Regions from separate parts of the Homo sapiens genome. Here region 2 is linked to region 1. A link is a loop called in an ENCODE intact Hi-C map of the cell type or tissue named here. Cell type or tissue: dorsolateral prefrontal cortex. All regions are shown on one strand.

Evidence for each region. Peaks named below come from ENCODE experiments on the same cell type or tissue, not always from the same donor. Only the 100,000 strongest peaks of a DNase experiment are listed, where the experiment ranks them.
Region 2: a loop joins it to region 1, with 2.5 times the contacts of the local background. A loop is called at or near these places in 1 of 110 quality-filtered maps.

What each region holds. Positions count from the first base shown.
Region 1 is chr17:32,658,526-32,661,025 of GRCh38, forward strand. It overlaps MYO1D (myosin ID), which reads right to left. Exons shown (of 22, transcript NM_015194.3): 17 at 590-813. Among named protein-coding and RNA genes, the nearest start is that of CDK5R1, 170 kb to the left of the region's middle. In dorsolateral prefrontal cortex, CTCF peaks have their summits at 978 (motif pointing right) and 1,180; a DNase peak (open chromatin) is centred at 976; H3K27ac peaks cover 2,492 bases.
Region 2 is chr17:32,544,857-32,547,356 of GRCh38, forward strand. The region is part of intron 21 of MYO1D (myosin ID); the gene reads right to left. Among named protein-coding and RNA genes, the nearest start is that of CDK5R1, 59 kb to the left of the region's middle. RefSeq lists an enhancer at 1,263-1,762. In dorsolateral prefrontal cortex, no CTCF peak of the experiment used is centred here; a DNase peak (open chromatin) is centred at 1,235; H3K4me3 peaks cover 953 bases; H3K27ac peaks cover 1,918 bases.

The DNA.
Region 1 (2,500 bases):
GTACCAAATTTTACTTGGGTTTTTATTTATTTAAAAGACAGCTCGCTCTAAAAACAGTTATTTTCCCCTTTGGCTGCACTTTAAAATCACGTGGGAAACTTTAAAAAAGGACCTCTGCCTGGGCCCCACCCCTCCAGCGCCATTAAACAGGACTCTCTGGTGGTAGGACCTGGGTGCTGGCATATTTCCTAAACTCCTTGTTATTCTAAGGTGCAGCAGAATTGAGAACCACTGCTTTGAAAGGATTAATGGATTTTCTAGTTTGAGTTATGCGTGGTGGTTTTATTTTTAGCTAATAAAAGTAAGTAGAAACAGCATGCTAGTAGCTTATCTTAACTATGGCTTGTGTCCAGGGGTTGTGGCACATTGCTGTCAGCTGCTACAGGAAAAACAAATTGGCAGTTCCTTTATTTTGAGGGGTAAGCAGATGCTCTTTGAAAGCCAAATCTACAAAACTGAAAACATAAGGTAAAGGTAAATGTCATAACAGCAAATAGCTGAGTCAATATCACGGTCTCAGACTTGTGACTTTGCATAGTATTAACTGTGCCACCATAAATGGATGCAGCACACAGCAGCACGTTCTTACCTATTGAAAATCGTCTGCAGGGCCTCCTCAAAACGGCGAAGAACTTTAGGAGGGCTTGGCCACTTCACGTGCTTCCCGTAGTCTCGCATGGTCTTGACGCCATGGAAGCGTCTGGCCACCTCGTGGATGTACGACTTCACTTTGTAGCGCCGGTAGTACCTGATTATTGTCAGAGCTGCCTTGGTTCTTTTGTACCGCATGCGGGCCAGGGTGCCCCGCCACACCTTCACAATAGAGAAAGAAAAAGGAAAACGTTATTGACCGGCTGAGTTGTGGATGGCTTTGATATTATAGCAGCTCCTCTACTTACAAACTCAACCAGGCAACTTGCAAGTGTGCACAAAAATCAGCCAGAGCCAAAGCATGTCAGTTCCACCTGCCACCAACAGATGGCGTGGGGAGTCACATCAGTCATTTTGTTTCAGCTGTCTAGCTGCTCATTATTCTACACTGAAGTGTGTGCTGAGCCTGAAGCTGAGTCCTGTTTTAACTCTACTGTCATGAAAAGAAGAAAGCCAAAATGCAAATATCTTTGGATAAATATTTTAGGAATGCTGAAGGGAAGCGAGATGAGTCAGAACATCATGCCATAAGCATCTATAGTTTTCTTGTGAAACCTAACTTTACATAGATTATACATGCTGGCCACTGGTGTAACGCCACTTTGGATTTACAAACTGATTTACACACAGCCTGTGCACCTCCTCTCCCGCGGCACTATGTAAACTCTCAAAGATTCATGGGTAAAGGGTAAATCAGATTACGTACTAATATCCTGTGAATCTTTGTTAAAAGTTTTTCAGTGCTCACAAATCAATGACACTATATAAACGCCTCAATGCCAACTTCATCCAAGCATGGTAAAGTCAGAGATACTTATTTTTTTTCAGGATCCTTTGTCAGGTACCCATATTTCTCAACTTCTCAAGCAAAAACAAATTTGGTGCGATCTTCAATTAATCACTGGCTCTTCCCCTGTATATCCTCTCCACCACCACTTTACTCCTTCTTCCACAATATGGAAGTGTAAACCCCTTTCTTTCCCTTTCTGCTACCAGTCTCCAAGATGCCAAACAACCCTAGTTGCTTTCTTCGATGAACTCCTTGTACACATCGCCATCATGCCCCAGTATATTTATTGCTGCTACTTAAATAACTGTTCCAACTCTTAGGTTGATTATATTATTTCCCTCCCTAGTCCCTGGCCTTTCAGAGCCAAGATTTTCAACCTCTAGTTCAAAGCCCACAGTATGGGTTCTGCAGACTCCCTCAGGTTTCTTTTATTTCTTCTTAAAAATCCCCGTCTGTGCCCACCAATTCCTCTAAGCAAAACTTGCACAATGCCTCATTTGACTCAGTTGTTTTAGGTTTGTCCTCATGCGGACTCCTAAAGTACACCATGTGCTTGCAGTGTTCTCCCTTTTCAGCCTGCTGCACGATACAGATTTGTTTGCACACTACGTGCAAGAAGATCATCAAGGGACCCCAATGGGTCAAGAAAAACCATAACATTTAAGGGAAACATGACACATGGGCAATTTGTGATGGTAACCTAGAGTTCACATATAAACAGAATGTTTAAAGACAATGAGGCAATAAAAACTAACTCGTCATCTCATGTGGCGTCAGTACAGCAGCCCTTTTTAGTCAAAATGGCTCCCTTCCTTGTAGCCAAATCCACTGTACAGATGGCTTTGTTACGCCTCCACCCAAGTGCAAAAATAAAGCTCCCTTCTTTAGCATCTTGAAAAGCCAAAAAAATACAATTACAGGGTGAAAGTATGTGATTTAATTTCTTAGACAAAACACATTTTTAAGTTTCCTACTGTTTGTTGCTTTTTTCTTTTATTGGGAGGAATTTAAGACTCCTTGGAGCCACATCTATAAAGGATATCAATCTTTAATTTTCAA
Region 2 (2,500 bases), 110 kb before region 1:
TATATATATGGCCAAATTAGTCAAATTCCCCATTTTATTAGTTGATCTGGTAAAATATTTGATAAAATGCATATTTTTAGTTCTCTGTGACTTCTCTTTCTCCAAGTTTTCTCTGTTTCCTATATCTGGGCACAGACCTTGTCCACCTGCCTTGCGTATTGATATGGAGTCTCTGCTTAGTGTAGGGGAGCAAGGGGAGGAGGCATCTCTTCCCCTTACAAGGTCTTTGTTCCATCTTGCCCCTCTCTGGCCTCTCCCGCTGAATGCCTGTGGCCCCGAGTCTGCATCTCTCTTTGGGCAGAGTGCGCAAGACACAAACCAAGGAGTCAGACTCGAGTTGGAGTCCTAACTCTGCACTTCCCAGCTGTGGGCACCTCTGGCTTACACAGCCTCTCCAGGGCTCAGTTTCCTCATATAAAAAATGGGAGCAATGCTCATCTCATGGGGTTATACAGGGTAAGTGAGAAAACGTATGTAAAGCATGTGGCTCAGTGGCAGCACCCAGGAAACATCAGTAAACAGTGGCATATTATTCTCCTGTTTTAGGCTTCCTTCTGAATGTAGTCAGTCCCCATTATTAGATCGTAAACCCTTTGAGGGATCAAATATTTATTGAACTAATGGGGAAAGGAACGTGAGAGGAGTGGAATACCATTCCACCTCTTATTAGGAAGACACTCACAGAGAATCATGACCGCTGTCTTACTTCTGTCCCTAACTGGTCCCTAGTTAATTGATCAGCCTAAGGCTACATTGTTCTACCAGCCATATGGTAGACTTTAATTAGTGAAGATAGTAAAGCATGAAAGGTCAATTATTATACATTCTTATTGTGATACATAACCTCTCAGCTTAAATTTTATATGCAATTCGCCACATGAATGACATCTCCAATTTCTGAAGTATCCAGGTGATTTTTTTTTTTTTTGGGGTTCCACATAAGTGTCAATCTCTACAATACTGAAGAACAGAAAGTAGGATGAAATGCTTTCTCCCTTTCCTCTGTACACAATAAGAATTTAAGGTCTGTTTCTTTTTCTCGGTGTCTTTTCTAAAGGACTTGGGGTACTTGGGAGTATGCATCTGAAGCCCTGAGCTAAACTCCTGTGATATGAATTTTATTGGGTTTGAACCAGGGAAAGCTTCTAGTGGAGACTCATATGATTCTTTCACACTCTTGGAATAACAGCCACTGAGGCCTTGCCAGACCACGTGGCTGCAGATTCACAGTCTGGGTCGCCTTCCCTTCACACACCCGCCCTGGAGCACCCAGGCTGCCTTTGTAACGGCCCTGAGCTGTTAATGGTTCTGATGCTGCACCCGGTAGAAATGGCTCCCTCACTATGGACTTAGCCACTTTGAGGGCTGAACAGTAGCTCATCCACTCTCTGGTTTTCCTTTGGAATTCAGTAATGAACTCATTAAATCACCAACTTGTTGTGACAGGAAGTCATTCAGATGCTGATGCTATTGCCATGGAAACCATCCCTCTGCGAGGAGCTCTGTCTGTCTTTGTCGAGGAGCACTCCAGCTCCATAATTACTGTCACCCCCAAATAACACAGAGCCATCACGACTGTGAGCAAGTCCAGAAGCAGGGGCACACAGAAAACCTATTTTGCTTTCAGATGATGAATCCTTGTTGGTTTTAGTATTTTTAGCACACATTTCTCTTCTGTGCCGGTTGTCTTTTTAATTCCTATGTGCTGGCTGCTTTCCAGCACCTTTCCTAGAGAAGCAGAAAAAGGATTTGTGGGGGGCATGGCTGCCAAGGATATTCATTTAAAAAGAACCTACTGTTTCCCCAAACCCCTGTGCTCCCAAATATGAAAATATGAGTTCTCCTGCCTTTTAGTTGAGACTCCAAGAAAGGAATCTCAAATTCAATTAGTTTACAGCCTATAAAATGCAAAGGTAGTACTGCAAATCAGTAATGCCCAGATGCAAATTCAGAGGTGCACCTCAAAGTGATGTTTGCTTTATTTTGTTTGGGTTATCTAGGCTATCACTGAGCTCCATTATTGAAGGCTGGCCAAGTCACAAAAATAAGAACCTTTTTTTTTTTTTTTTAGAGACAGGGTCTTGCTTTGTCACCAGGCTGGAGTGTACAGTGGCACAATCACAGCCCACTACAGCCTCAAATTCCTGAGCTCCAGTGATCCTCCTTCCTCAGCCTTCTGAGTAGCTGGAACTACATCACCGTGCCCAGCTAATTAAACATTTTTTTTTTTGTAAAGACAGCATCTTACTATGTTTCCCAGGCTAGTCTCAAATTCCTGGCTTCAAGCAAATCCTCCCACCTCTACCTCCCAAAGTGTTGGCATTACAGGTGTGGGCCATTGTGCCGGCACGAGAACTCATCTAACTCAAAGCAGCAATCAAGTCTTTTTTCATATATGTTACAGCACATGGTATATTGTGAATATTCAAAGATAACCAGCACCTAATGAGTACCTGCCAGACACAGCGGCAGGCAATTTACATTATGTTTCATGATTTAA